Linked DNA regions of Mus musculus: region 2 is linked to region 1. Evidence: chromatin loops called from intact Hi-C (ENCODE). Cell type or tissue: heart. All regions are shown on one strand. Links, peaks and the distances in the headings refer to the core of each region. The heading gives the core; the rest is flanking DNA. Region 1 holds the start of 2310009B15Rik (RIKEN cDNA 2310009B15 gene). Region 2 holds the start of 4930596I21Rik (RIKEN cDNA 4930596I21 gene).

What was found. Peaks named below come from ENCODE experiments on the same cell type or tissue, not always from the same donor. Only the 100,000 strongest peaks of a DNase experiment are listed, where the experiment ranks them.
Region 2: a loop joins it to region 1, with 2.7 times the contacts of the local background. A loop is called at or near these places in 2 of 42 quality-filtered maps.

Annotation. Positions count from the first base shown.
Region 1 is chr1:138,848,842-138,865,056 of GRCm38, forward strand. It overlaps 2310009B15Rik (RIKEN cDNA 2310009B15 gene), which reads right to left and starts at 8,013. Exons shown (of 3, transcript NM_001081226.1): 1 at 7,740-8,013; 2 at 4,730-4,831; 3 at 3,138-3,332. The coding sequence starts at 7,976. The coding sequence ends at 3,261. In heart, for the core only: no CTCF peak of the experiment used is centred there; DNase peaks (open chromatin) are centred at 7,760 and 7,980; H3K4me3 peaks cover 541 bases; H3K27ac peaks cover 326 bases.
Region 2 is chr1:138,975,482-138,991,696 of GRCm38, forward strand. The region is part of intron 2 of Dennd1b (DENN/MADD domain containing 1B); the gene reads left to right. 4930596I21Rik (RIKEN cDNA 4930596I21 gene) reads left to right here and starts at 2,176. Exons shown (of 3, transcript NR_108103.1): 1 at 2,176-2,401; 2 at 2,611-2,759; 3 at 3,681-3,765. It also overlaps the pseudogene Gm18553 and the pseudogene Gm16305. In heart, for the core only: a CTCF peak has its summit at 8,134 (motif pointing right); DNase peaks (open chromatin) are centred at 6,920 and 8,870.

The sequences.
Region 1 (16,215 bases), core at 4,469-12,468:
GCTAAAGGTATTCGTGTGCCTCGAAGCCACCAGCAAAAACCACGGAATTGGGGGGTGTGGGGGAGTGGAAGCCAGACAGTCCCACAAGCTCTCCACAGTTCGGAGGCTTTAAAGGACAGCTGAGGAATAGTGAATCCGAGCCCTCCATCCCCCAGGCCCCAACGGGTGCTCACTCGGCATCCTATGCTGCGGAAAGTCTCTCGCGGAAAGTCTCTCTCTCGGAGCCCTAGGGACTGAGCCTCGGGTTCCACTGGACTTCGTGAACTAGTATCTTCGGCCAACCAGACTTTCCCAGGATCACCCTGGGCTATTCAGCTTATTTTTAATATTGTACCCTCGCGGAGGGAACACGGCTCTTGGGTTTAGCTTTTATGCTAATCATTGAACGAGCTCTGGGAACTCTTAGATGTTCTGGAGTTCTGTCCTATGCAGTGCCTTTAAATTTCTTTGGGTAATCGTTTCGGGTATTTGATAAGGACACCCCCACACACGCACACACACCCGCACAGGGCACACGTGGGGGGGGGGAAGGAGAGAGAGAAGGGGGAGAGGGAAGAGAAAAGAAGAGGAGAGAAGAGAAGAGAAGAGAAGAGAAGAGAAGAGAAGAGAAGAGAAGAGAAGAGAAGAGAAGAGAAGAGAAGAGAAGAGGGGAGAGGAGGAGAGAGCGAGAGGGGGAGGGGGAGGGCAGAGGGGAGAGGGGAGAACTTTTCCCCCTGAAAGGAGAGAATCATTTTGGAATCTGGAAAAACATCTTAACTATTGTAGTATTGTAGTATAGTAAAAAAGTAACGCGTGGCTTTTAATTCTCCACCACCGACAGAGGTCGGTTCACAAGCTTCCACCGCCGGTAGAAGGTAGAGAAGATGAGGCTGAGGCAGGAGGTGTGGAGAGCAAGGTTCCTTTTGGGCTGACCTGGAGCCCTGGTCTTCTAACACCTGAAGGACACATGTAGCAACTGCCATTCATCAGGTAGGTGGGGAGCCTCCTTCCCTAATCTTGTCTGGAGATGAGTCAAAGCCCTACCAATTTTTGATGTTACCACTCGTTTTTGCTGAGCAAAGGACTTAGCAAAAAAAAAAAAAAAAAAAAAAAAACCGCCTTTGGAAGAGGGACACTTTGCTGAAACAAAGACCCTTGGCAGAGCATGAAAACTTCAGGATCCCATCTATTGCAAACACCCTATTTAGAACTTCAAGTTTTACTTTAAAAAATAAAAATTATTCTTCTTGACCTTCTTTTTTTTTTTTTTTTTAAAGATTTATTTATTGACTATATGTAAGTACACTGTAGCTGTCCTCAGACACTCCAGAAGAGGGAGTCAGATCTCGTTACGGATGGTTGTGAGCCACCATGTGGTTGCTGGGATTTGAACTCCTGACCTTCGGAAGAGCAGTCGGGTGCTCCTACCCACTGAGCCATCTCACCAGCCCCTCTTCTTGACCTTCTTAATCAGTGGGGACAGTGCAATTCCTGAAGAGAGAGGATTGCCATTCACAGCAAGGGAGGACCTTCTCCCAGCTGAGACACTGTAGCCTCAGAAATCCACCTCCACCTCTGCTCCAGTACCTAGTTTCCCTTGAGTCATTCAGTGTTAGAAATAATCCAAAAGTCAGTCTCTGTTGATTTACTGTACTGTGGGGCAGGAGGAGTCTCTAGAAACCTTGAGAGTAGAGCTACACCAGAGTTGATTTATATGGGGATATTGCTGTTTCTGGGCATCTCCATGTGTTCGTATCTATGCACCCACTCAGAGCCCTGAGTTTTTACTTTACAATGTGTGAAAACAATATAGCTTAAATCCTCTTGCAACCAAGTCCATTTATGTGGCAATATTGTGTTTACTGTGGAAGCAGCTGCTGTGTTCTACCATTCACGGTACAGATGAATCGAAGCCCTGGCAATTTTATTTTTTAGTTTTTTGATGTTAGGACTTTGTTGAGCAAGGGACTTTGCAATAAATGCCCTCGGAGAGGGGGCACTTTGCTGAAACAAAGGCCCTTGGTGGGGCCAAGGTGGATCTCTTCAGAGCCATAGCAGACCTCTCCTCCTGGCATCAAGCATAAGCAAGAATAATTGCCTCCTCTTTCCTCCCTAGTGCAGCAGCTACTAAGCTGCACATTGAAATCCCAAGAATTGCCAACCTCCACAATGGCCAGTGTTTGTTTGCAAGGGATATATTGAGAAAGGAAGGGCATCCTTGGGATGCATTGTTGTGGTTCCAATGCTATTTGTATGAACTCAGCTCCCCAAATCACCCAGGAACCCACACATCTGCCTGTCAGACACTGAGGATCTATGCCCCCCAGTTGACTCTAATGGGTGAATAAAGTTGCCAGTGGCCTATGACTGGGCAGAGAGACAGAGGCCGGACTTTGAGGTTCCAAGTTAGCTCTGAGCAGCAGCTTCCTGTTACTGCCTAACTCTTCCACTGGCAGACAAGGGCCTCCCAGTGGCTGTTGTCCTGCAGGAGAAGCTGAGAAGGTGTGAGAACAACTCCTGGAAGATGCTGCCTCACTGGAGGCTGGGCTCCCACAGGGCAATCCTCAGAATGGACAGCACCTATACAGAGTTAGAAAGAGGTTCAAAGGCAGGTTTGCCTGGGAGGTATTGCAAGAAGGGGAGGAGGACTCTATAGAGGGAGAATGAAGAACGGTCTAAGAGAAACATGTCTGACCCCCACATCAAAACCATAAGACGTCTACACTGAAAGAACAGATGGACAGATGATGGGAACATCTCCTGCTGCTGGGCACTCATATGCTGTGATCCATGGCACCGTATCCATCGCCTTAAGCTGAAGATACAGATAGAATAAAGAATGTGCCTGCTACTTGCCAGCAACCTTCCTTGCATGGATGAGAAAAAGATGGAAGACGCAAAGCTAAGGAAATCTCCGTGACCTGATGGCTCCTTTCATGCAACAGGACACCCATCTTTTTCTCCTTCAACATATGCCTGTGGTCATGCAGCAAAAAAGAGAAGCCGGGCGTGGTGGCGCATGCCTTTAATCCCAGCACTCTGGAGACAGGCAGGCAGATTTCTGAGTTTGAGGCCAGCCTGGGCTACAAAGTGAGTTCCAGGACAGCCAGGGCTATATGGAGAAACCCTGTCTCGAGAATAACGTGCATCTTGTGGACCTTCTTTTGGATATATGTATTTAATATTAACTCTGTTCAAATATTCGTAACAGGTCATTCTAGATTAGGGCTTTATTTTCAAAAACACACACTTAATTTGACAGACTAGAGATGAAGTTGTTGTCAAACATAAAAATAGGAGTTGAATTGCTTCTTCTTAGATGGATCTTTCACATTGACTTGGCCATATGGACACTGAAAAAGATGGATAACAAATTATTATGTAATTATTTAACAGTCATTGTAGGAAAGTACATTTCTCATGGTGGGGAAAAAAGTGTGGTTAGCAATGTTTTAAATCACTGGATCTATAAGTCTTGGGGACTAAAGAGTACAATGGAACTTTGGTTAAGCAGCCCTAATTAGGATCCAGGAACCACTTCCTAAGTGTATCTTTGCAGGCTCTAGAATTTTATTACCAAACCCCAATTCTTACAAAATCCACGGGTGTGAGATTGACATGATGCTCTTATGACTTTGATTAGAAACCGTTCCTGGCATAGCCAGGAGACTGCACAAAAGTGAAGGCTGACTTTCAGAACACTGTCCACAGTTCTTAAGAGCATTTACTGTCTGGTCTTTAATTAGAAAGTGGACTAGTACAAGGAATAACATCTTCTTTTAGGAAAACATAGAAAATGTTCTGCAAACAGATGCTATCTGGTTATAATCTTAACATAACAACAATGTACCTCAGGGATACTTCTTCCAGTAGGAAGCAAACAAACTCTGATTTCTTCTTTGCACAGAAAAGAGGAAGGAATGGTTCATTAGCTTTGATTACTAAGCATAGGCATGAGACTCTTGAAATAAGCATATTCAGACCTATAGCACTAACTTCGGAGTAATCTAGCCCATGATTACTTTAAACACAGTTTAAACACAGACCAGAAGAAAGCGGAGACTGAAGTGTGAAGGGGAGAAGGGAAGGACAGGAGATAGAGACAGGCAGAGAGAGAGATAGGGACAGGCATGGAGAGAGAGACAGAGACAGAGAGACATAGATAGGGACAGGCATGGAGAGAGAGACAGAGACAGAGAAAAACTATGAACTATAGCAAGGTGAGGGCCAGCACTCAGATCTGTATGCTAAGGGAAAGAATGTGAAGCAGGGAGTGGGAGGGAATGGAAGGGAAGGAAGAAGTCTTATCATTTCAAGATCCGCCTTCAATACTGGGAACATTTCTGCTTCTTAAGGTAGCAGTATTTTTAGGAGCTGGTCTGCAACAGTTTTCTTTTTTCTTTTTCTTTTCTTTTCTTTTTTTTTTTTCATTTGGTTTCTTTTCCTGCCCTCTGTGCCTGCCTTTCAGGCTTCGTGAAAGCTTTCCTCGATATATAAAGAGCTCCCCTGAATTTCAAGTCTTAGCATTTGGAGGAGCCGATGCTTGCAGTGAAATGTTACAAAATTCCATTAACTTTAAAGGTCCTGTGTTGGTACTAACAGCTTCATTGTCCTTTGCTAAAACAGCTTGTGAAAAGCACACTCTAGGTCTATTTAGCTTTTTTATTTGACTTGTTGTTCAAATAATAGGTATTTATGAAGTTACAGAAGCTCAGCAAACTGCCAGGGTAATTCGAGAATTGTTACTCACGTGTCTGCAGGCAGAGCCACAGCAGGCGCCTCTCTGCAAGTGGGCCAGCCTTGTGAGAACCACATAGCCGGTAGCTGGGTCCATATAGCTTAGCTGGCCAGCCTGAAGAGTAATAAAACAATACATCAATCTTTGTTAATGTTCATCATATCTCCCTAGTAATATTTTTAGTCCAAAATGATTGTAAATTTTTTTTAAAAGGACAGTATTAAATTTCTTTTCCAGTAATTGTAGTGGCATTTGCAATTAAAGAGCACGTGCATTTCTACGTTATATATAAGCTAACTGTATGTGATTAAAGGGAAAAGCATACAGTTTTGAGTAAAATGAGAAGTGGGTGGAAAAACAAGAACTCCTCTGTATGCGACAACTATGTGGCTGCTGCTCTGATATTTTTCATTCTGCTTCTAGGTAACGAGCTTAATAACAGGTGATTTAGATGACTTTAAGAGCTTAAGAGGCTGGAAATGAACTGCACTCAGAAGCGGCAGTTACAATTTCAGTGCTTACAATATGTGGATAATGATTTAAACTCACAGAAAAGGTGCTAATCAAAGCCAAACAGGCCTCACAGAGAAGCATTGCCTTTGCTGTTATTGAATATTTTCTAGACCTTCCCGATGTGTTACTGCCCTGCAAGGTCCACGGTTTTCTTGTCCTCTCCCTCGCCAGTTTTGGTAGATCTAGTCTTGACTGAGAAGGTATTGTTTTGCCACATTAACACTCACTGGCTTAATAAGCTTGATCAACAGCAACTTCCAGGATACCACTTCAAACTTCAGGGATGCATTTCCCACTTATATGCAATTATGATTTAAAAAAATAAATCCCCCAAAGCACAGTGTGTGCAGGGAAAGGCAAATTGTAACTCCTCCCTCGGACGTATATCACATTAATGATGTTTCTTAGCCTCCAGATTTTATAGGGGAACTTCCCAGTGGGTTTTTATATAGCACTTTGACCATTAGAAACTCAGTGTATCACTCCTGCCTATAGACTTTCATTAAAATATGCATGAAGGCAGCAGGTCTTCTGACATGCATATCCCCCTCTCTCTCCCTTGCTCTTTCTCTCGCTGATGCTCTAACTATATGACCTTGCCTGGCCCACAGATTTGTAGATCAGGCTGGCCTCAAGCTCACAACCAACCTGTCTGCTTTAGTGTTGGGATGCAAGGCATGTACCAGTTTTGCGGCCTCTGGCAAACAGTTTCCATTTGGTCATCAAGAACTTCAGCTATCCAGCGTTATACTTAATGATGTCACTCATTATGGTTGACATTCAGGTCAACTTATATTTTAGTTCAAGTCTGGGTTCACTCTCAGGCATTGCTGCACAAATAGATCAGGGCAGTTAAGAAACTAGCAAGTCCCAATGCTGCTCTCAAATCCCAAGGCCATGTGGCACCAGATGCACCCAACACTACTTTAGAATGACCCACTGTCAGAACCTCATTTCCTTTTTTCTCTTTCTCCTCCCACAAAGCTCATGCTTGACGACCTGGAAGGCAAATAAACGAAACACTGCAAAGCCTTTATAGTCTTCGCTTAGCTTCTGGATGTTTTCTGGAGACAATTATCTGGCGATCCGGAAGCTTAGCAGGTTGCTCTACATGTGGATGGCGTACCTCTAAGTTTGCTGACTGCCTACACACAATTTCTTCTCACTAAATGAGCCTTGGATAAAGATGGCAACGAAGATGAGGCAAGTTTGCTGACGCTTTGACTGGAGAGCAAGATGTCTATGGAAAGCAAGATAGCCAGTGCAGGAATGGGAGCACGATAAGGCGCTATCTCCCTTGAGGCATGGAAAAATACTGTCATTTGGGAGCTATATATACCAAGCATGTTTTTGGGTTTGCTTCTGGTCTCCTGGACAGTCACATGACCTGTGAAACCCCACTGATGAAAAGGTTGTGGGTTCCCCGGTGCAAATACTTGCCTTCCTTTTGCTATGTTGATCGAACCAATCTATACAGGCCACTGTTGTTTGCCTTGAAAAATGATAAGACTTCTGGGTTTTACAAACCATATTTGTATGGTGACTTGTGGAAACAAACTGCATGTGTTTGTTATACTTAAAATAAGAGCACAAGCAAGAACGGTCAAAGGCTGTCAATAATTTTTCGATAAATCTTTATTCACTTGCAACACATGAAGGGGTTAGACAGTGGATTTTTGGGACATACTACTCCCAAGGCTGAGTGTCAACTTTAGGAAACGTTCAAGGTTTGCCTCTGCCTGTGTCTCAAGCCAAACCAAATAAGTGGTCTTATCAAGTACTAGCCAAACACAGAGCTTAATACACAGATTTATTACAAGTCACTCTTACATCATTATAAAACTTAAAATATAAATAATGCTATCTTCAAACTATTGTATTCTAAAGTGTCAGGAAACTGAAGGGAGATAAGGTTAGATATTGGTGGTGACAAGCAATTGTCAAATCCATAAACCAGAAGAAAAGGTGATTTAAGAATGCCTAAGGAAAAATGCAAACTTGCCTGATTATAATTTCTTTCGCTCACTTGGACTGGAGGCAAAGGATGAGAGGACACGGGGCAAAAATGTAAAGCGTCTGTCTTATGTTTGCATTACTAAAGTCACTGGATGGCAGGCTGCTCGAGTTATCACGCACAGGCAACATGTCTGTACTACATACGTTCCCTGTAAGAGCTCAGTCCTACCCTCAGTTCCTCAGCACCCATTTCCCCCACACAACACACTCACACGCTGGAGGGCGCGCACACACACAAACCGAGACAAGCCTTTAGCTGGGACGCAGATCAAAAACCGAGCCTCGCGAGCCTCCCATCTCAGGGCAGACACCTCTCTGTCCGGAACGCAAAAGTGCGACCGGGTTTCTCGCAGGACCCTCTGAGCGGACGCCCCAGGCCGACCCGCCCCAGGCCGGAGGTCCAACACCTCCCGGCCGGGCCGCCTCGGGGTCGGGTGGCCGGGCGCGCGCAGGCGCAGAGGCCGCGCGCGGGGCAGGCTGGAGCGGGCCTCACCGCGCAGGCGGCCCGGTGCAGCTCGACGATGTGCCTCTCCGCTGCAGTTAACTCTCGGCTCGCTGGATGCCTTGGTTCTCCTTCGGGCGTTCCCCACGAGTCGGCCGCGGAGCCGCCGCGGGCTCCTTCGGAAGTCGAACCGAGGGTTGAGTTGAGCTGCTGTCGGAAACCTTCGGCCCGAGGCGGTGGCCTCCCAAGCGATACCCTCGCCAGCGTCCAGATCCCCTGGGCGGCCATGGCGCCGGCGCGGTGGGAGGCGGGGCCGGAGGTGGGGCGTGGGCAGGGGAGGCGGGGTCGGTCTAGGGGCGGGGCGAAGAGGGGAGGCGGAGCACTGTTCAGTGTAGACTGGGCTGCCTCTCAGTCTTCAGCTCCCTCCATCTGGGTCCTCTGCAAAGAAAATTATGCATATGAAGACTGGAAGAAGGTGCCTTCTTTACTCTTAAAGTCGCTACTATTTTTTTCTCAGATAAAGGACGAGCATTTTCATTTCCTATCAAGCTAGATCGTATTCTGCATAATCATACTTGTTTAAAAAAATAATAAGAAGGAAAGCACCTTCAGCCCATATAGAAAAGGCTGCGTATTTGCTGGTCATGTGTGACAGGAATGAAGCTGGAATCACAAGCTTGGTGATATGGTTCATTGGCTCACTCTAGAATGAAAATCAAGGAAAAGTCTCACACAAAGAGTGTAGTGAAGTTTTCACAAAACCAAACCTAAAATCCTGTCTGAGAAAGTGACACCCATACTCCTACAAAATTTAGGGAAATTAGCACGATCCCAAGAAACAATTTTATGTGTTCATTAAATTAACAGCACCCCCAGCCTTGGATGCCATAGCCTGAATTTCAAGAGTAGGCAGTGTTATTGAGTAGTTAGTGCTCTTTGGTGTAAAGAGCTATTGGCAGGAGTGAATCCTTAGCAAGAGTGGGTTAGTTGGACAGGAGAAAGTTGTCAAAGCCACCAAAGACAATTCAATTCCTTTTTACACTGATTTACCCTGCAACTCCGAAACCACAATTTGATGGTTTTGGGTTGTTGTTTTTTTTTTTTTTTTAAAGATTTATTTATTATTTTATGTAAGTACACTGTAGCTGTCTTCAGACACACCAGAAGAGGGAGTCAGATCTTGTTACGGATGGTTGTGAGCCACCATGTGGTTGCTGGGATTTGAACTCTGGACCTTCGGAAGAGCAGTCGGGTGCTCTTACCCACTGAGCCATCTCACCAGCCCTGTTTTTTTTTTTTTTAAGATTTATGTATTTATTTATTTTATGTATGTGAGTACACTGTTGTTCTCTTCAGACACACCACAAGAGGGCACTGGGTTCCATTTTAGATGGTTGTGAGCCACCACGTGGTTGCTGGGAATTGAACTCAGCACCTCTAGAAGTGCTCTTAACCACTAAGCCATCTGTCCAGCCCCCGATTTGATGTCCTTAATCACAGATGGAAACAACTCTATTGGTATATTGTAAAACTCAGTGAATTAATAAATTTGAATCCTGTGTTTAAATGTTCCTTTACATTGGAGTAGTATATTTGCCATTTGAAGACTACCTGATGTTCTGAGGGACTTTAAGGAAATCTGGAAAGATGGGACCAAAGTTAAATTCACCCAACATGATTATCATTAAACTTGAGAATTTAAGCATAGGTCATGTTCCTGTTCGCCCCCAACCAACACCACAAAATTAGATTTATGGGCTTCAGAGGTGGAGACATGAGGATTATGTTTGTGGCCAGCCTGAGCTACCTACTGAGTTCCAGCTATAGCCCAGTCTAAGAAAAAGAATCATCCTGGTTAGTCTATGCCTCTGGGCACACAGGCTGATCTTTGTATTAGTCACATGATACCACTGCTTGCATTCTTACAGATGCACCTTTAAAATGTAATCAAAGTTGAAATGAGATGAGAGAATAACTCACTACTAACAACACAAAGCATTCTAAATATCTATTTTCAGGTTTAATCTGATCATCAGCATCCAGTTTTCTTTCCCGTGTCTCTTGCTTTGAAAGGCCCCCATTGGCCTTGAATTTTAGCTCATCTTTGTGTGCATTCTTTCTTTTTCGGAGACTCCTCCATTCACATTAGCCAAAGCTGTATGAAAGTGAGAGCACCAAGTCCAAGCTCAGAAGGTAGATGTAGAGCTTGAATGAGAACAATCACTGTAGACTCATTGTTTAAACACTTGATCCACAGTTGGTGGAACTATTTGGGAAGGATTAGGAGATGTTGGAGGAAGTGTGCCCCTAAAGGTGGGCTTTCAGGTTCAGGAAGCACACACCATTCCCATTTAGCTCTCTCTTTGTCTCTGCCCCTATGCTTATGAATTAGATGTAAATTAGATGCTCCAGCATCATGCCTGCCTGCCTGCCTCCTGCCTTACTCTGCACCATAATGTTTATAGATGATAACACTCTAAAATTGTGAGCTGCCACAGACCCTCTGGATCCCTTTGTCTGCATGGAATGGGTCTCTGGGGCAAGTGGGCAAAGCATCGGAGGGAATGACAGACAGATGTACACAGGAGAGGTTGTGTAGAATCTGAATGTAATGTGTCAAATTGAGCATCAAACTTTTTATACAGAAGAAAATAGGGAAGTTGGGTGACACACCAGCAAGGTACAAATAGGTTACTGGATTCTTACACAAAACAGAGGAATACAAACACAGAAGGTCTAACAGGGATAGAATTCATTGTTAACAACTGGGATCAAAAAAAGCTCCACCTAAAGTTCACTTAATCTTAGAAGCCAGGGTCAAGGGCTTCGTGCCCTTGCCATAGTTCCTATTTTAGTCTATTGTATAGTCCACCTTCCCCCTAGGCCATTGTAAATACGTGTGAATGGGTGTAACTCAGCTATCTATAGTTCTAAGTATCTACTCTGGTTCTTCCTTAGGTCTCAAACTTCCTTCTTCCTAGATGATGGTAAATTCCTGTGTAGGGCAGTGACTTAGCTTTGTTCAAAGTGATAGTGTAATACCAGAGGCAATTCTGAATGTCACTGAATAGCAACATTCTTACTGAATTCCAAGCCCATGGTCAGCTCAAGGACTTTCTAGGACGTTGGAACACTGGTGAAGACTAAGCTATGTCAGAATTCAATCTTAAAAGGCACTTATAATAAGATAATACTAAAAAAGAGCACGTGGATCCATACACCAGACTAACGCGGGAATGGAATATTAATGTATGGGTTAGAAAGAAGACCAGACTCCAGGAGGTGAGTTTCCCTGAAACTCTCCACCTCGTGAATGGCTTCCAGGCCTCTCGGCCTGTCAAGCTGACTCTACGGGAGTGCGTGGCAGTGAGCCACAAAATTAAACACATTCATTAGTAAGTTGCCTTGGTCATGGTGTATTGTCATGGTTCTAGAAAAGTAAGTGAAGTTTTCATTTTATTATGAAGCTATTATAGTTGGATTTTCAAGTAATATGATATTGGGCAGGTTTTCTAACTCTTCTCCAAAATTTGGGTGTATATATTGGCTTAAACATGTTTATAATATTTAATGGTGGGTTCTGTGGATTTGCATTCCCCCTAGAATTCATAGGTATGTTAGGACTCTGGGTTGTAAGATTACCCACACATATATACATGTGCCCAAACACACACACACAAGCATACATATAAATACATACATACATCATACAATTTAGTCTGCTTAGAATAAAAGAACTCTGTTTATTTAATCATGAAGGATAAGTGAGATTAGCATTTGATGAGTTGACCAGAGCATGACTCTCTCCAGTTTTTCTGTCAGTGTGAATTCACTTGCTCCATATGCCCTTTTCTTATTGATGGAAAATGGTTGCAAACAAATTGTAAAGTGTCATAGATTATCAGACCTTGCAATGAAACTCCAGCTCAGGAGACGCTCCTTGCCTCCTAGAAGTTTTAGCAGTCATCAGCAGTACAAGAAAGAAATGTTTTCCATAAGGTTTCCATAAGGTTTTCCAAGTATTTTTTACTATGAGTTGTCCCTCGCCGAAGTCCCTCCTTTACCTTTCTCTCCCATCGCTATGACTATTTTATAGGAAACAGCTGTAATAGAATCACCAAATAATAGGGAAGACAGTGACCCAACTAAATACCATATGCCAGAAACCTCCAGCGCCAAGCATGGGTTGCACCTTGTTGGATAGTTCTCACAGGGGGTACCACAAATCCCCCAAGCCATGCAGGCTATTTTTTTAATTAGGTATTTTCCTCATTTACATTTCCAATGCTATCCCAAAAGTCCCCCATACCCTCCCCCACCCCCACTCCCCTACCCACCCACTCCCACTTTTGGCCCTGGAGTTCCCCTGTACTGGGGCATATAAAGTTTGCAAGTCCAAGGGGCCTCTCTTTCCAGTGATGGCTGACTAGGCCATCTTTTCATACATATGCAGCTAGAGTCAAGAGCTCCAGGGTACTGGTTAGTTCATAATGTTGTTCCACCTATAGGGTTGCAGATCCCTTTAGCTCCTTGGGTACTTTCTCTAGCTCCTCCATTGGGGGCCCTGTGACCCATCCAATAGCTGACTGTGAGCATCCACTTCTGTGTTTGCTAGGCCCCAGCATAGTCTCACAAGAGACAGCTATATCACGGTCCTTTCAGCAAAATCTTGCTAGTGTATGCAATGGTGTCAGCGTTTGGAAGCTGATTATGGGATGGATCCCTGGATATGGCAGTCTCTAGATGGTCCATCTTTTAGTCTCAGCTCCAAACTTTGTCTCTGTAACTCCTTCCATGGGTGTTTTGTTCCCAATTCTAAGGAGGGGCAAAGTGTCCACACTTTGGTCTTCATTCTTCTTCAGTTTCATGTGTTTTGCAAATTGTAACTTATATCTTGGGTATTCTAAGTTTCTGGGCTAATATCCACTTATCAGTGAGTACATATCACTTGAGTTCTTTTGTGATTGGGTTACCTCACTCAGGATAATGCCCTCCAGGTGCAACCATTTGCCTAGGAATTTCATAAATTCATTCTTTTTAATAGCTGTGTAGTACTCCATTGTGTAAATGGACCACATTTTTTGTATCCATTCCTCTGTTGAGGGGCATCTGGGTTCTTTCCAGGTTCTGGCTTTTATAAATAAAGCTGCTATGAACATAGTGGAGCATGTTTCTTTCTTACTAGTTGGAACATCTTCTGGATATATGCCCAGGAGAGGTATTGCGAGATTCTCCGGTAGTACCATGTCCAATTTTCTGAGGAACTGCCAGACTGATTTCCAGAGTGGTTGTACAAGCTTGCAATCCCACCAACAATGGAGGAGTGTTCCTCTTTCTCCCCATCCTTGCTTACATCTGCTGTCACCTGAATTTTTCATCTTAGCCATTCTGACTGGTATGAGATGGAATCTCAGGGTTGTTTTGATTTGCATTTCCCTGATGATTAAGGATGCTGAACATTTTTTCAGGTGTTTTTCAGCCATTCGGTATTCCTCAGGTAAGAATTCTTTGTTTAGCTCTGAGCCCCATTTTTTAATGGGGTTTTTGATTTTCTGGAGTCCACCTTCTTGACTTTTTTTTTTATATTGGATATTAGTCCTCTATCTGATTTAGGATAGGTAAAGATCCTTTCCCAATCTGTTGGTGGCCTTTTTGTCTTATTGACGGTGTCTTTTGACTTACAGAAGCTTTGCAGTTTCATGAGGTCCCATTTGTCAATTCTCGATCTTACAGCACAAGCCATTGCTGTTCTATTGAGGAATTTTTCCCCTGTGCCCATATCTTCGAGGCTTTTCCCTACTTTCTCCTCTATAAGTTTCAGTGTCTCTGGTTTTATGTGGAGTTCCTTGATCCACTTAGATTTGACCTTAGTACAAGGAGATAGGAATGGATCAATTCGCATACTTCTACATGATAACCACAAGTTGTGCCAGCACCTTTTGTTGAAAATGCTGTCTTTTTTCCACTGGAAGGTTGTCACATCCCACTCGACCAGCAAGCAAAACGCAACCATGGGTTCTTCTTTAAGCAGTTTACTCAGGCAGCTACTTTCTTCAAATCCCGGAGCCTCTCTAGTTACAAGTGTTTTTCTCCACTCCAGCCACAACCACGCCCCCACCAATCACCACAGGTCACATCACCTCACCAGGCAGGCTTGATCAGCCAATCAGGGATTAAGGGCAGGCCATCCACCAAACATGGACTTGTTTACTACCTGGAGCAGATCTCCATCCGGCTGGCCTGTTTACAGCCTGAAATGGCTTCCTACAGATGGTTTTAGCTCCCTTGTCGAAGATCAAGTGACCATAGGTGTGTGGCTTCATTTCTGGGTCTTCAATTCTATTCCATTGATCTATTTGTCTGTAGCTATACCAGTACCATGCCATTTTTATCACAATTGCTCTGTAGTAAGGCTTTAGGTCAGGCATGGTGATTCCACCAGAGATTCTTTTATCCTTGAGAAAAGTTTTTGCTATCCTAGGTTTTTTGTTTTTCCAGATGAATTTGGAGATTGCTCTTTCTAATTCGTTGAAAAATTGAGTTGGAATTTTGATGGGGATTGCATTGAATCTATAGATTGCTTTTGGCAAGACATCCATTTTTACAATGTGATCCTGCCAATCCATGAGCATGGGAGATCTTCACATTTTCTGAGATCTTCCTTAACTTCTTTCTTCAGAGTCTTGAAGTTATCATACAGATCTTTCACTTCCTTAGTTAGAGTCATGCCAAGATATTTTATATTATTTGTGACTATTGAGAAGGATGTTTCCCTAATTTCTTTCTCAGCCTGTTTATTCTTTGTGTAGAGAAAGGCCATTGACTTGTTTGAGTTTATTTTATATCCAGCTACTTCACCGAAGCTGTTTATCAGGTTTTGGAGTTCTCTGGTAGAATTTTTAGGGTCACTTATATATACTATCATATCATCTGCAAAAAGTGATATTTTGACTTCTTCTTTCCCAAATTATGTCCCCTTGATCTCCTTTTGTTGTCGAATTGCTCTGGCTAGGACTTGAAGTACTATGTTGAATAGGTAGGGAGAGAGTGGACAGCCTTATCTAGTCCCTGATTTTAGTGGGATTGCTTCTGGCTTCTCACCATTTACTTTGATGTTGGTTACTGGTTTGCTCTAGATTGCTTTTATCATGGTTAGGTATGGGCCTTGAATTCCTGATCTTTCCAAGACTTTTATTATGAATGGGTGTTGGATTTTGTCAAATGCTTTCTCTGCATCTAACGAGATGATCATGTGGTTTTTGTCTTTCAGTTTGTTTATATACTGGATTACGTTGATGGATTTCCGTATATTGAACCATCCTTGCATCCCTGGGATGAAACCTACTTGGTCAGGATGGATGATTGTTTTGATGTGTTCTTGGATTCGGTTAGCGAGAACTTTATTGAGGATTTTTGCATCGATATTCATAAGAGAAATTGGTCTGAAGTTCTCTATCTTTGTTGGGTCTTTTTGTGGATTAGGTATCAGAGTAATTATGGCTTCATAGAATGAGTTGGGTTGAGTACCTTCTGTTTCTATTTTGTGGAATAGTTGTGAAGAACTGGGATTAGATCTTCTTTGAAGGTCTGATAGAACTCTGCACTAAATACATCTGGTCCTGGGCTTTTTTTTGGTTGGGAGACTATTAATGACTGCTTCTATTTCTTTAGGGGATATCGGGCTGTTTAGATCATTAACCTGGTCTTGATTTAACTTTGGTACCTGGTATCTGTCTAGAACCTTGTCCATTTCATCCAGGTTCTCCAGTTTTGTTGAGTATAGCCTTTTGTAGAAGGATCTGATGGTGTTTTGGATTTCTTCAGGATCTGTTGTTATATCTCCCTTTTCATTTCTGATTTTGTTAATTAGGATGCTTTCCCTCTGCCCTCTAGTGAGTCTGGCTAAGGGTTTATCTATCTTGTTGATTTTCTCAAAGAACCAGCTCCTCGTCTGGTTGATTCTTTGAATAGTTCTTCTTGTTTCCACTTGGTTGATTTTGCCCCTGAGTTTGATTATTTCCTGCCGTCTACTCCTCTTAGGTGAATTTGCTTCCTTTTTTTCTAGAGCTTTTAGGTGTGTTGTCAAGCTGCTAGTGTATGCTCTCTCTAGTTTCTTTTTGAGGGACTCAGAGCTATGAGTTTTCCTCTTAGAAATGCTTTCATAGTGCCCCATAAGTTTGAATATGTTGTGGCTTCATTTTCATTAAACTCTAAAAAGTCTTTAATTTCTTTCTTTATTCCTTCCTTGACCAAGGTATCATTGAGAAGAGTGTTGTTCATTTTTCACGTGAATTTTGGCTTTCCATTATTTATGTTGTTATTGAAGATCAGCCTTCGTCCATGGTGGTCTGACATGTTGCATGGGATAATTTCAATATTTTTGTATCTGTTGAGGTCTGTTTTTTGACCAATTATATGGTCAATTTTGGAGAAGGTACCATGAAGAAGGTAAATCCTTTTGTTTTAGGATAAAATGTTCTGTAGATATCTGTTAAGTCCATTTGTTTCATAACTTCTGTTAGTTTCA
Region 2 (16,215 bases), core at 3,140-11,139, 130 kb after region 1:
TTGGCTGGGCATTACTGGCTCTTCCAGGCTCCTCAGTGTGTACAGTGAGTTTAGCACTGGGAAAGCACCTGTCGAGCTGTCTCAGGAGTCTTAGTATTTGAGTGTATTTTTTTGTAGCAGTGCCGGGGTTGAGCTCTACACTGAGCCACATCCCCAGCCTCTGGGCTGGACAGGCATTGCTCTCCTCAGCTGGCATTGAGGATTTACTAGAGGTTGCTCATCAAACTTGCTTTCTTTATAAACACGTAGTTTGGAAAATGAAGTTAACAGAATTTCAAAACAACACCAACAAGGTGAAGAGTAATTTAGGCCACTGACATCCTGAGTGTTGTCCACTAGATTTTCAGCTGTTGAAGTCAAGTGCTGGCCTCACTTGAGACCTTGGGAAGTTGTATATGAATGAATGGTGTTCAGAATTACTTGGCAAAAGTGAAATTAGAATAAGATTTGTACTCCTCAAGTCTAGTGGGGATTTTGAAATCTTTTAGAAAATGTCAATGTAAAAGACTGAAGGGTTGCAGATCTTGATCATCACATCAAATGGGTGCTCCATTTAAGACATTTTAAAGTAGGACTGTGATAAACCACAGACTGTGACTTGGTAGGCAGAAATGATAAAGATCAGACAAGGCCCTTCCTCTTTCAGTTCCTTCTTATTTGCCACTCGAACCTGTAAAAAAAAAAAGCATATAGCTATCAGGATAGTATATTCAGTGGTTATCTGTCATGTGTAAGTTTCCAGAAATTAGTCATTTCAGAAGTAGATATTTCTGGGGTTGGTAGAAGAAATGCAGTCCTATAAGGGTGTGTTTGGTCATCACATTTATAATTAATTACCATCAAGCAGGCTTAATACTTTGTTTCCCGAGCAGCTGTGAAATATAGCCAACTACTATTTATTTATGTGCCTTCTAGGCCTTAACATTAGCTAGATTTAGACTCCACCTATTCAGGTGTGTTTGTGCTTGCAAAGATTTATTATTTCTAATTATGTGTATGTGTGTGCCTGTGTATGGATGTGTGCACAGGAATGCAGGTGCCTGAGGGGGCACCTCAGGGTGGTGTTGGACTTGAACTCTAGTCCTAGGCAATAGTGTTCAACCATTGAGCAATCTGTCCATCCATATAGGTGTGTTTAATGCTTAGGAACAAGACATATCTTTAGGGTCTGTGTATTGTGTTGTTCCTGAGATAGTATGCATAAAAATGCTTTAGAAGGGAATTAGAAATAGTTCCTGTTAGAGTCTAAGTATTTCAGGTCCCAGTTATGGAGCAGGAAATTGTAAATATTTTGGGATTGCTTTTAAAGATCTTGAATAACTTAATTTTTTCCTATAAGTCAAATAGTATTTCTGTAATAGTTGTAAAGCAACTAATGAACTTAATTTATTTGGATTAATAAACTGTTATCACATTTACTATCTATCTATCTGTCTATCTATCTATCTATCTACCTTACACACACACACACACACACACACACACACACACACACACACATTTTATTACCACAGAGGACGTAAACACTAAGTTTTGGTGCTTATTGTTTTGCTGACACACGTGGCTTCATGATGAATACCTGCAGTGCAATCTTGACAGTAAGGGGCAGCATTTTTATCAAGATTGTATGTTTACTGTGAAAAAATCTAGATGTGTTAATAAAGAAATGTAGGCTGGAAATTGATAGGAAAAATTATAACATGCTAATGTTTAATGGCAATTATAGTATTTGTAGTGACATCGAATGCTTATCCTAATAATAGTAATGTTGACATGCATTACTTGTTTTGACACAGGATTCAAATATGTAAATATTTGTCTGATTTCAGACTCACAGTTAAAGACATAGTTAGATCCATAGTATTCTGCGTACAGTGTATCATTTTGCTGGGTATGGCCGGTGAGGCAGGTGTGCCTGTCCTAACCCTTTGCTGTTGCCGTGCCTTTGATAATGAATGCACTACTGACTAGGAGCATGTTATTGGCCAAGTCCTTTGACTTGAATTGCTTTCATTTTTATATTTGTAAGACCTTTGCATGCCATATTCAGTTTTTATGAGACCCAAGAACATAGTTGTGGAGAAGAGTTTTGTAAATTGTGCTGCTGAACGTTCTAGAAGCAGAAGTGTTTATTTGGTTCCTAAGCTCTGTGGTGGTTATCTGTGTTAAGATTCTAATCGCTTGAATAAGAACTGTCAACCTGGAAGAAGGGGCAGCTTCATGGAAGTCAGCGACTGGCTTCTTCCACCTCTCCTATTTAGTGTTGTGGAAGCATTAGGGGCAGACTGAAGACTCTGAGCTATTCTGAGCTCAGAAATTAGTTTTGTACTACAAGAGAAATTTGGCAGAGAAGTCTGCATCACCATAGTGATAGCACCAGTTAAACTTGTGTGTGTTTCAGGTGAGACAAGGAAGACATTAGCTGTGGCTCTGCCCTTCCTCCCTTCTCCTTCCCTTCTGTGCCCTCCTCTCCTCTCTTGCCCCCTCCCTCATATTCTAGCACTGGGGATATGATCCTTGGCCTTGCGATGCTAGGGACATGCCTTGCCACTGCTGTACCTCCACCCGGACATACCTTTCTTGTTCATCCCCCGCCCCAAATGTTCACAGATGCAAATCCTAGTAAGATGGGAGTACCTTATGTTTGTAAGTTGTCAAACTTCTAAGAGTCAATGTTGAGAAGCTCACAAGTTGTTATGAGTCTGTTGAGAGTGAAGACATTACACAAGTAAAGGAGAGTATCAATTGAGGGATCTGAGGTAATCAGCTAAGTTCTATAAAAATCAATCCTAACAAGAGGTTATGAAATTTTGGGAAGGACTGTTTTGCATTTCAGAGTTTTTCAAAATTTGGAATATTTTTGGGTATATGTATGTGTGTGTGTATGTGTAAATTTTACCTATATATAAAATAATTGAGTATCATTTTAGATTTTAAATATATACATATAATACATATATACACACATACATACATATAATATGCATATTCATACATTCATGTGCCATATCTGGGAAAGGAACCAAAATTTAAAATAAGATTTAATTTATTTATAGCTGAAGTTAATTTATAATACATTATATATATACATATATAATTTTTTTAGATTTATTTATTTATTATATGTAGCTGTCTTCAGACACTCCAGAAGAGTCAGTTCTTGTTACAGATGGTTGTGAGCTACCACGTGGTTGCTGGGATTTTTACTCCGGACCTTCAGAAGAGCAGTCGGGTGCTCTTACCCACTGAGCCATCTCACCAGCCCCATATATAAATTATTGAAGGTATATATACATATATATGTCTGTGCACACACACACACACACAAACACACAGAGCTTGTTTATACCTTTTGGTGTTTTGAGACAATGTCTCAGTCCTGAATTGGCATGGAACTCACTATTTAAATCACCTCTGGTAATCCTTCTGTCTTGGTACCCAAGCGCTGGGTTAGCGCTCGAGGAGGTCAGATGTGGACGTTGCCACCTGCGATGCCGTGCTGATGCTTGTGGTGTCAGAGTTTGAGGGTGTGTTCAGAGTTTTGGATTAGGAATGTCAGTCTGGACTGCAGTTTATAATTAGAAAGGTAGTAAATGCAAGCCTATCTACTAATGACATCACGTCGACATCTGGATTTGTTTATAACTTTCTTTCTTTTTTTTTTCTTTTTGTGTTTATAGCATTTTTATTCATAATAGCCAGAAACTGGAAACAACATTGCTTGAATAAAGATTGGATAAAGAAAATATGGTACATTTACACAATGGAATATAGCTGTCTTTGCCTACTGTGGGGAGCGGGTGTGGCGGCAGTCCCAAAGGCGCCAGAGACTGCAGCTAAGTCATATGACTTGCACCTGACTTCCTCATATAAGACACAAACATCTTGAGTGCTGCGCAGGTGTACCAGGATACAGGTGAATCCAATTTGGTGGAGATTTGCCCCTGCTGCCCTGATTAGCTGAAGCCTCGTGACTGGCGAGGGGGCATGGCCTGCTGTGCGTGGATGGGAACTGAGAGTATAAAAGGAGTGAGAGGCCCAGGGTTCGGGGGAGATATATAAACAAGGGAGATATAAAAACAAGGGAGATATAAAAACAAGGGAGATATAAAAACAAGGGAGATATAAAAACAAGGGAGATATAAAAACAAGGGAGAGATATAAACAAGGGAGATATAAACAAGGGAAATATAGAGAAAGAAGAAACAGGACTGAATAAACGTGTGCAGAAGGATCCTGTAGCAGCGTCGTTCTTCCTGGCCAGTTGAGCACGCAACAAGTGGTGCCGAAACTCACGGGGGCTGGTGAGATGGCTCAGTGGGTAAGAGCACCCGACTGCTCTTCCGAAGGTCCGAAGTTCAAATCCCAGCAACCACATGGTGGCTCACAACCACCCGTAATGAGATCTGATGCCCTCTTCTGGAGTGTCTGAAGACAGCTACAGTGTACTTACATATAATAAATAAATAAAAAAAAAAAAAAAAAAAAAAAGAAAAAAGGGGGAATTGTGGGGAGCGGGTGTGGCGGCAGTCCCAAAGGCGCCAGAGACTGCAGCTAAGTCATATGACTTGCACCTGACTTCCTCATATAAGACACAAACATCTTGAGTGCTGCGCAGGTGTACCAGGATACAGGTGAATCCAATTTGGTGGAGATTTGCCCCTGCTGCCCTGATTAGCTGAAGCTGCATGCCTGGTGAGGTGGCGTGGCCTGCTGTGCGTGGATGGGAACTGAGAGTATAAAAGGAGTGAGAGGCCCAGGGTTCGGGGGAGATATATAAACAAGGGAGATATAAAAACAAGGGAGATATAAAAACAAGGGAGATATAAAAACAAGGGAGATATAAACAAGGGAGAGATATAAACAAGGGAGATATAAACAAGGGAAATATAGAGAAAGAAGAAACAGGACTGAATAAACGTGTGCAGAAGGATCCTGTAGCAGCGTCGTTCTTCCTGGCCAGTTGAGCACGCAACAGCCTACTTTCTGAGTTCTTCTTTCTTCACCCTTCTCCACTTTTTTCTTCTACCTTTTCAATCCCCTACTACTATATAAGAGAGCAAAAAGGATAGAGAGGAATGGAAAGAGATTCCTGAATAAAGTCAGGGGTTTGGAAAGGAATAACATCATTAGACTACTTCCTGCTGATTGGTGGCTTCAAGTTTCTTGAGGCAAGTTGTTTATAACTTTCTTGGTTATGAAATTTAATTGGAGTCTTTGAAGTAAGATTTTGTTAAATTATTGATATACATCTTTTTTATGGGTAATATAATAAATTTCATGGAGCTTGTATTTGTCAAACTTAATTTGCTTAAGATTTTGTACATTATGTCTCAGTTGTAGTGTTTCTCAATTTTATTTATGGCTGCCATAGAAAATGCCAGTAGTTGTGTGGTACACCTGGGAAATAGGCCTGCAGTGACAGGGGGTCACTCTGCTGGGCAGGCCAGGGTTGCATGCTCCTTATGGTCTCAGTCTCCCCCGTTACTGACATACACTAGACATTTCCTTCCTGCCTTTGTGGTGAGAACCTACTTTTCCCATTGCTTTCATCGAGTGAAAGAGTGGCAGAACTCTACAGTGAGAATTGACTTGGAAGAATTTGGGCTAGAATTATGGCGTAATAAGCTTTTTGAGTCTAAGTATGTATGTATATATGCGTGTATGTATGTATGCATGTATGTATGTAAGTTTGCTTGTTTGTATTTGTTTATTGGTTTTTTTGAGGCAGATGTTCTTTGTGTAGCCTTGGCTGCACCACCTACCTCTGCTTCCCAAGTGCTGGGGTTAAAGGAGTGCACTACCACCACCCAGTGAGCCTTAGTTTTTAAAAAGTCTTTAAACTGAGAGCAATTAAAGCCCCTTTTCTTTTTGTCATAAAGCTGTGATAGCTGTGATGAGTAATAGAAATAGCAAATCGTACATGCGTGCGTGTACATGCGCGCGGGCACACACACACACGCACACTTTTTTTTTTTTTTTTTTTTTTTTTGAGACAGGGTTTCTCTGTGTAGCCCTAGCTGTCCTAGAACTCATTTTGTAGACCAGGCTGGCCTCGAATTCAGAAATCCGCCTGCCTCTGCCTCCCGAGTGCTGGGATTAAAGGCGTGTGCCACCACCACCTGGGACACACACACACACACACGTTTTAAACAGGAATTTTCATTATAATTTAAGCAGGCACATTCTTTTTAATATTCCCTTTCTGCACTGTATGCGTAGATACATTTTTAATATATATTGAGGTAATGACACAGTATACCAGTGAGGGCTTTTGATTTTAAATCTTGTACAGGGGAGAATTGTAGGATTTAACAATGACAATAAAAATTAAGAATTATAAGGATGCTTTGGCCTTGACATCAAAATCTACAAAGTAGGTAATTATATTAAGTTTGCTAATCATGATTGGCAAAACATTCTGTTTCTCAGTCATGTAGCTGCTTTCTTCGGGATAATCCTTCATTATTTAATAAAATAACTTTCTTCGGGATAATCCTTCATTATTTAATAAAATAACGTGTCTGATACCATTGGTGACAAGTTTTCTGGTTTTCCTAGATGTCTGTAGAGCTGTTGTGAAACCTGACAACTTGTCACAGAGCTGCTGGCCATGGTGAAAATGTGAATCAGGACATTTAAGTGTCTGCCACAGTTTTATACCAACTAGAGCCTGAAAGTTTTATTGTTGAGACCTCACTTTGCCTCATGTTCCTAGGTGGTATAGTGCAGTGGTTCTTGGGTGTCACCGTGAAGTCATCTGGTAAGATGGCTGGACAATATGCTGTGTATCTTTTTGGGACACTGCTTCTTGTCTACAAGTGTGAAAGAACAGCATGTTCTTTTTCTTGGAGACCTGTTGTTATTTCCTTAAGTGTAATTCAAGGAAGCACAGCCTCTGTCCCCAGAGGCTCTGCACTGCTGCTGGTGTGTAGGCCGCTCAATCCTGCTCACTTGGCTTTCGGTTTCCGTTTCTCCTCCTTGTCCACTTCCTCTGTTGATTCCATCTCCTCTTCCACGTTCTAGCTGGATGTATGTCATCTTCTGCCAGTGTGCGGGGAGGATGCATTGCACTGGTCACTTGTTCTTCCACCTTTAGTTAACTTCTGTTTTAACTGTCGTTCTGCCACTATAGGAGTGTGTCTGGTCTTCAATGACCAGCTCTGTCTCCAGACATTGAAAGCATTCTGTTTAACTTCTGTTCAAAGTCTCTGTGGCACATTGTTCCACTGGATGCTTGTTCATCTGCTGAACATACACAAAGGCCCCCCTTTCGATAACCATTTCAATTATACTAGTACACTGGCTTCACTGTGCTGCTTCTGTAGTGCTTAGCTGATGCTTGCTCCTGGCCACACTGCCGTTTTGCTGTAGTGCTTAGCTGATGTTTGCTCCTGGCCACACTGCCGTTTTGCTGTAGTGCTTAGCTGATGCTTGCTCCTGGCCACACTGCCGTTTTGCTTTTTGCTCATCCGCCCTTCACTCTCTGGAGTCCCCTTCCCTGTTCTCTAATATTTTCTCTCTTATTGTCAGATCATCTTTTAAAATGTCACATGATGTTAAAGGAATGTGTAGATAACCCTATGTCCAGCGACCAAAGAAGTGTGCAATTTAGTGAGATAGAAATAAATTTAGTGCTTACTAAATTAGATTTTTAAAAAGGCACCACATGGGACTGCTTCTCTCATAAAGACAGAATTCTTGAGAACCAAGTAATTACAACTAATAAACTAGTATACTCTGCTTTTGGGTGAGTGCACTTCCCTACTGTTACTGTGCTTGCTGAATACTGCCACTTCTTGTTTGAAGATTACCGAGAGGGTGATGGGAAGAGCTGCTCTGAATCAGCCAGGAAAACCATGGCATTACAGCTAGCCTTTTGTCTTTGTGTTTTACTACATAGCTTTTGGGGTCTCCAGATTTAAAAAAAAAAATCCCTTCAACTTTTTTAATGCTGGATAAGGGAGGAGGAGGAGGAGTGATGGAACATTTATTTCCCTATGACTCTCTTCCTTTCACTTTTGGCACGATTTTAATAAACACTCAACACTGACTAAGTGTTACACTGAAGGGCTATTTTATGTTTAGTATATGTATGCTGGCAACATTGCATCTAGTAGCTACAGAAGACCAGTTCTCCCTCTGGCTGTGACTGACAGCAGGAGGCACCCAGCCAGCTTCATTCCCACGGTCAATCTGTGCTGTGCTTCACGTTGCTTTTATTGCAGCTCTGATATAGTTATGGTGACTCATGCCGTCATGTATTTCTTTCTGTTTTATTAACGTTTATTAGATAGAGCAGCGAGGACAGAGTGTGGGTCCCAAGGGCAGGATGGAACACAAGAAGCAGTGCAAGCATCTCTTGCTTGGTGTGTGCCCTTGCTGCGGCTCCACTTGGGCATCTTGTTGTGGGCATCTTGAAAAAGTGGTCAGGCAGCAGGCACACAGTTCTCTCCATTAAAGAGGCACATGAGAACCTTCTGATTGGGAACTCATCCAGGCGCTTGGGCTCAAACATACGGTTCATAAGTGAGAAAATCCACAAAGGTGAGCTTTCCCCTTGTAAACTGTGGAATTTCCCCAGGAGTAACGACAACGTGTGTTTAAGTTGCGTAGGTAGCTATTCCTAGCACTGTGGCGTCAGACTTTCAGGCCCCTGCTGTAGCAGAGCCATACAAGTTGTGAATGGAAGTCCATGATTCGCTTTCTCCTGATGCCCACTCCTGTCTTTTCTTCTTTAGTGTCACCACACGTGTTGTGCTTACCAGTGAGGTAGCTCAAGACTGCATTACTCCAGGTGATCCTTATCTCATCTGTGAAGTTGAATGGTTAGGGAAATCCGGACCAAGCTTGAATTTCCTGTCCAGCCATTGACTCTGAAGGTAGTCAGGAGCATCCCCACACATGCCTATTTCTGCTCATAGCTGTCATCAGTGCACTCCAGGAGCATGCAGATGAGTGGCCAGCCCTAGGGTATTCCAGTAACCCAGAACCATAGATGGCCTATGACAACAGTTAAGGCGCAGGCTTTCTCTTATTCCTGGGTTATGGTATTGTCTGGCTGATTGGCTCCATGGAAGTCCCAGTTCTGCATTGCATTTATATTTGTGTGGTGTTCTGTTGTGGGAAATACTGAAAAACTGAACCGGCCAACTCTCAGTGGGCCAGGTCACACTGCTGTGCTCCTGGGGGAAGCCTCCTGCCGCCCTAATGGGATTGGACAGGGGAAATCCGACAACAGTGTTCTAGTAAATTCCTTAAGTCAAATTTTCAAATGCAATAACTAACGTTAGTGTAACGGAATTTCATATCCCTGGTGTGGTGCTGTGTTCTCTGAAGGCTTTTGGATGAGCATGTGCTAATGGATGGTAATGCTGGCCTTTTACTAATTTGCCCTCCAACTCCGAAAGTCAGATAGTTTTCTCTTTTGATATCCTGTATAATATCTCCCCCAATTTTTTAGTATGCTGCTCATATAGGTATATTACTACTACTAAAATTTACAAAATATCTTTCCTAATTATTTATTTGATTTTTATGTCAGTCATGTAATAGACATTAAAATGTTGAAGAAACTGGTGTATAAAGATGAAGTGACCACACATAGATAACTGGGAAACTTTAGTTCTAAGATTTATTCTAATTTTAACACACATAATTAAAAACGAGTAAACTATGAGTGGCCTAGACGAGTCACTTGATGGACTTTAAATAGAATGAACTTGTTCTTGCTGAGCTAGGTTGGCCATGAATACCTTATATTGCTGCTGTATGTCTATGTTGATCTGTGAGTGTAAACACTTCTAATTTAGGCTCATCATATACAATCCAAATGAATAAGAAGATAATAGGAAGGAACTAGAGGCCACTTTAAATGCCGTCCTATGAGAACATCATGGCTAATATCTTGTTATATCTTTATATAAATCTCTGGATTTATATATATATGAATATATATGTGCATCGGTATTTCACATTGTCGTAAATGGTCTCATCACTAACTGACAGTTTAGTTTAGACATCTTTGCAGTTCTGATTTGTATGTTTTGACATAGTGTCTCACTATGTGGCTCTGGCTGGCTTGGAACTCTATGTAGACAACTTTCACACTCAGATCTGCCTTTCCCTGCTTCCTAAGTGCTGGAGTTAAAAGTGTTCACCATGCCTAGGCTCCCTCTAGTTCTGAAAACAGATATCTATTTGAGATTGAATTGCTCTGAGAATCCCATTGTTTGAACCTGCTATTCATGTATCTCATTGCATGTGGGTTTTTTTTTTTGTTTGTTTGTTTTGTTTTATTTTGTTTTTCAAGGCAGGGTTTCTCTGTGTAGCCCCGGATGTCCTGGAACTCACATTGTAGATCAGGCTGGCCTCGAACTCAGAAATCCTCTGAAATCCACCTGCCTCTGCCTCCCGAGTGCTGGGATTTCAAGGCAGGGTTTCTCTGTGTAGCCCTGGATGTCCTGGAACTCACATTGTAGATCAGGCTGGCCTCGAACTCAGAAATCCTCTGAAATCCACCTGCCTCTGCCTCCCGAGTGCTGGGATTAAAGGCGTGCGCCACCACGCCTGGCTATATTGCATGTGTATTGTTATATACTTTAAATAAATACTTAGGGATGTCAGTAACTTTTAATACATGTTGGCTGCTTATCTCCTCACAAAAGGTCTGTTCCTTTATTCTTGTGAGTTCTTTGAGAGTTTTTGTACAGTGTGCTTTGGTCATATTCATTCCCCTCCCCAAAGTTTTTCAGATCCAAGTCCTTTCTTTTACCCAGCTTTCTGTCGTGTTTTGTTTTGACACATTCGGTTTGTGTTGCTCAATCTTGGATGTGTGGTCTTCATTCTTGGGAGAGTGGTCCATTTACCAGGGACTGCAGTTTCTAGAGAAAACTGTCTCTCCTTTTTTCAGCAGCTAGCAGTTCTGCCATCAGCTTCATGGCTAGGTAGGATTGTGTGCCCAAGTTCCCTGTTCATCCCATGCTGGGATTTGGTCTGGCTTGGGCTCGTTCAGGTTTTGCACATGTGCCATCCACTGCTTCAGGCATCAGCACTCCTTCAGCTCCTTCTTTCCTAGGGAGCCCGTGGAGGGCTGGGAAGATTATATAGGTTCCCTTTGTGCTTCCCAAATGAAGGTTGAGGGATGCACCGATCCTGGCTATGTTACTAGGGGTTCCTTTACTACTGTGTCCAGTCAGCAGGGATGCGTGCCCTTTTCTGCACTTCATAAGCTCTCTGTGCATTCATCAGTGCTCTCAACCACGTGAGGTTTCACCCCTTGTTTTAAGAAATTGGCGAAATAGTTTACTTTGGTATATAAAAATACTTCACTATTTCATCAGTATTAAGTATTACTCAAGCAGTTTAGATCATTTGATAGTGATAATCTTTGAAATTACTTTCAAACTTTGAAACTTTCAAATCTTTGAAATTACATTGTTTTCTAAATGTACATTCATTCATTCAAGTCTAGTTGAGTAGCATATACCATAAAATCTTTAAGTATAAACATTACTTTAAAAATAAATTACATTTTTGTGCATGTGTTATATGCGTGGATGCATGCATGGCATGGCATGTATGGAGCTCATAAGATACCCAGTGGGAGTTCGTTTTTCTTTCTAGCGTAGAGGTTCTGGGGATCAGACTCAGGCCATGATGCTTTGATAGCAAGCACCTCTATCTACCAAGCCAATTCATTGCCTCAGAAATATTTTACTTTTTAGAGAAGCTTAGAATTTACCAGGAAATAATGACTGTCTTATATGCTGAGTTTGAAACTTATGGGAAGTCAGAGTTTCCATACATTTCTTGCCCTACAGATGCACAGAGTTACACAGAATGGCATGTGAGTTACTAAAAGCAGTGGCTCTCTATTGACATAGCATCTTCTCACCCAATGTCCACACAGACTTCATTGTTCATTTTTCTGGACATGTTTAACAGATTTATAATGCTCTCTGTCCAAGGCCATACCATGACGTTCTCATTGACACTCCATTGTCTCTGCAGTGACAGATGTTTTACATCAGTCTGGACAATTTTATAATGGTCCACACTCTCTGTTACCGCATGACACACACAGTAGTTTCTCGGCCTGACAATCTTATCTGTTCCTGCTGGTTAGCTTCCTCCCAAGTTTGAATGTAAGAAAGGCAGGTGACAACCTCCAGTGTTGTTACTCAAAGGTTGCTTTTTAAAATTTTTTTTTTATTTTTTGAGCCTAGAATTCTCACTGGCCTGCAATCCATGTAGTCTACACTGGCTGATAGCAAGTCCCAGGGTCCCAGGGATCCGCTTGTCCCCTCCTCTCCAGCCTTGGGGTTACAGGTGTGCACCTGTGGGCTCTGAGAGTCTAACTCCGGTCCTTACGCTGCATAGCATGGACTTCAGCCACCAAGCCCCCGTCCCCAGCCCCAAAGTAACTTCTGTGTTTGTTGCTTTCACCGAAGATTTATAGAACACTAGGAAGGCATCAGAGATGTTTCTGATAAAATTGTCTCGTTACAATGACACCTTAACTATGTAGAGAAATTCAAGTTAATTGAATTAAATGACTATAACCATTTGACACTAAAGATCTATTTGCTGAACAATCTTAATTATGAATTCAATTTTTTAAACAGATAAATAAAAAATTCAAATTTTTTGTATTTTTCTTGTATAATTTTGGATAATTTGCATTTATTAAGGAGTTTTCTTCACTTAATTCTAAAATTAGATGGGACAAAGCTGCTAATATAATTTCTTACTTTAAAATTTTTAAATATTTATTCATTTTATGTATGTGAGTACACTACATAAAGTCGCTCTCTTCAGACACACACCAGAATAAGGAACCAGATCCCATTGCAGATGGCTGTGAGCCACTATGTAGTTGCTGGAAATTGAACTCAGGACCTCTGGAAGAGCAGTCAGTGCTCTTAACCGCTGAGCCATTTCTCTAATTCCCTTATTTTCAATTTTTGCAGTCACTGGATCTGGAAAGATCCGGTTTGCTTCCAAGATTGATGATCTGTGTATCATCCCTGTCTTTAATAGTGTATCCTAGGTGCTAACCAACTAGGGATCTGGTTTATTAAAACAGTTGTTTTTTTAAAATGTTTACATTATTATTATTATTAAATCTTTTTTTAACAGTCCAGTTGTTATCCCCCTCCGGGTCCACCCTCCGACATTTCCTCATCCCCTTCCTCCTCCCCTCTCTACGAGGTTGTCCCCTCCTCACTCCACCAGACCTCCTCCCTTCGTGGCCCTTAGATCTTTTGTGGATTAGATGCCTCTTCTCTCACTGAGGCCAGACCCATCAGTCCTCTGCTGTATATGTGATATGGGGTCTTATATCAGCTATTGTATGCCGCCTGGTTGGTGCCTCAGTGTCTGAGAGATCTCGGGGGTCCAGGTTAGTTGAGATTGCTGATCTTACGATGGGGTTGCCCTCCTCCTCAGCTTCTTCCATTTTTCTCTAATTCAACCGCAGGGGTCCCCAGCTTCTGTCCATTGGTTGGGTATAAGTGTCTGCACTGGCTCTTTTAGCTGCTTGTTGGGCCTCTCATAGGACTGCCATGCTAGGCTCCTGTCAGGAAGTAAAACAGTTATTTTAATCTGTTTTGTTGTTTTCTGCTCATTATTATTTTGTTTTTATATTTATTTTGACTTTAGTTTCTTTAGGGCTTCTTGATTTGGAAACCGAGACCACTGACCTTAAATATTCTCTAATACAGTGGTTCTCACCTTCCTAAGGCTGTGACCCTTTAATACAGTTCCTCATGTTGTGGTGAGCTCACCCATAAAATGTTTTTATTACTATTTCATAACTGATTCTGCTATGTTACTGAATTGTAATGTAAATATATGTGTTTTCTGGTGGTCTTAGGGAACCCTGTGAAGGGTCTTCAATACTACTAAAGGGGTTACAACCCACAGGTTGAAAACCACTGGTCTAATACAGACATAAAAACATAATTTTATTTTTAGGCAGTAGTTCACATCAACCCATAAGTTTGGATATTTGCTTTCATAATTATATACTTATAAATATCTTCTAATTTCTACTGTGTCTTGCTTTTAATACATGCATTATTTAGAAATGTAGCAAATTTCCATTTTTCTGGTATATTGTTACTATTGATTATAATTTTTCTTTTTTTTTTCTTTTAATTTGAGTCAGAGCATATACTCTATATACTATTAGTCCTCAAAAATGTGTATTCTACTTTATGGCTTCATAATGTGGCTTGTCTTGCTGAAGATTATGCCATAACTAGAATTTATATCCTGCAGTTGTGGAGTTTCCCTGGTGTATAAATGTCAGGTAAAGTTGATTGGTCGTATTCTTCAAAATTTTTTATGTCTTTTCTGACATTTTTGTGTCTTTCAATTACTAAGAGAGGAATGTAAGAATTTCATATGTGGTTGTGTATTTGAGTCTCATGTTTCAGATGCTTCATTTTTGCTTTATGCACTTTGAAGTTATTTTGTGAGATGCACAGTTCCGATGGTCACCTCCTATGCATGCTGGTCAAGTGATCGCGCTGAGTTGCATCCCCGGTGCCTTGTTGCCTTTTGTTTCAGGACCTCTAGGTTGGCCTGAACTTAACTCTGCAGCCAAGTCATGTTCGAATTTTTGATTCTTCTGTCTCTGCCTCCTGAGTAGCAGGTATTGTAGGCTAATGTCCCAGCCCCGGCCTCGGCCCCGGCTCCAGTAGTTTATTTTATGAGCTAGCTCTTTTAATATATGCTGTTTCCTTTGTCTTTAGTAATACATTCTGTCTTCATTTAGTTTCATATAAATTGAATTCCTTTCTTGTGATTAATGTTTGCATGAAATTCTTTTCCTATTTCTGTTATAAAATTATATGAACTATTTATATCTGTCGGTTAACATATTTGAGTTTTGCTTTTATACCTAGCCTGACAGTTACTGATTATAGTTAGTGTGTAGTACATTTACATTTTGATGCATTATTGATATGGTTAGGATGATATCTGCCATTTAGTCATTTGTTACTAGTTTAAAAAAATCGTGCCAGTTGTTTTTTTTTGGTGGGGGTAGGAACAAGGAGATTACTGTGGAGCCCATCCTGGACTCCTTAGAAACTCATGATCTCCTGCCTCTGCTTCTCAAGCGCTGATTGACAGGGTGTGCTACCACGCCAGCCATAGGTTTCAGTGGTGCCTCGGTGTACATGTTAGCCAGTCCCGCCCTGCGTGATGCTGTGCTCCCACTGCTGCTTTCAGTGTCTCCTCTGCATGGGGATTTTCAGAGAAGTGACTTTTCCATGCTTGTCTGAGTTTGTCTTGTCTCCCTGGGCGGGGCTCTTTGATCTGTAAATTTATAGATCATTGTTTTTCAGCGATTTTCCTGTGCATCTTTTTATACATCTATGTGTATTGGGAACATACACAGCTCTTGCTTGTTAGCCTATCTGATGCCACTCCTCAAGCCTTGGTGGCCCTTTGCTCACTTGGAGTCCCTTTGCGCTGCTGCTTTGGTTTGTGTAGTTCCTCCCACTCTGTTCAGGCTCTCTGATCTACACAGTAGCTGCCAGTCTGCTGTTAGACCCACGGAGTGACTTGTTTGACTCAAAGATGTTGTTGTTTTTAAGTTCTATGTATTCTATATGGTTCTTTAGTTTGTTTTAGTCCAGTGGCTCTTTGTTTCTTCATTCTTCTGATCTTTCTTCTTTATGCCAGTAAAGGTATTTTTACTATTCTATAATATTTAGCTTAATTTTATATTCCTTATAATGAGTTGGCTACTTTTAAAAAATTATTTTACTATTATTATTTAAAAAAAATATATTTTTTTGAGACAGGGTTTCTCTGTATAGCTCTGGCTGTCCTGGAACTCACTTTGTAGACCAGGCTGTCCTCAGACTCAGAAATCCGCCTGCCTCTGCCTCCAGAGTGCTGAGCCTGGCTTTTTTTTTTTAAAGACTTAATTCATTTATTTTTCTTGAATAAAAACCCTTATGTGGTAGCCACAGCTGGAGCCTGGGTCCTCTGAACAGAGACTCTGGTGTGGGTTTTCACAAGATGATCAGTGAATTCCTGATAAGGAGACTTGGTGAACAGTCTTTTTCCAGAGGTCGGGGGTCGGGTAGGTAGGTCTTGGAGATGTCATCAAAGGTGGTTTTAGCAAAGTTGCCTTCTGACTGATGTGCAGCAGTCAGTCATCTATACCGGCCATCATCAGGAGCTTCTTGAGCACAG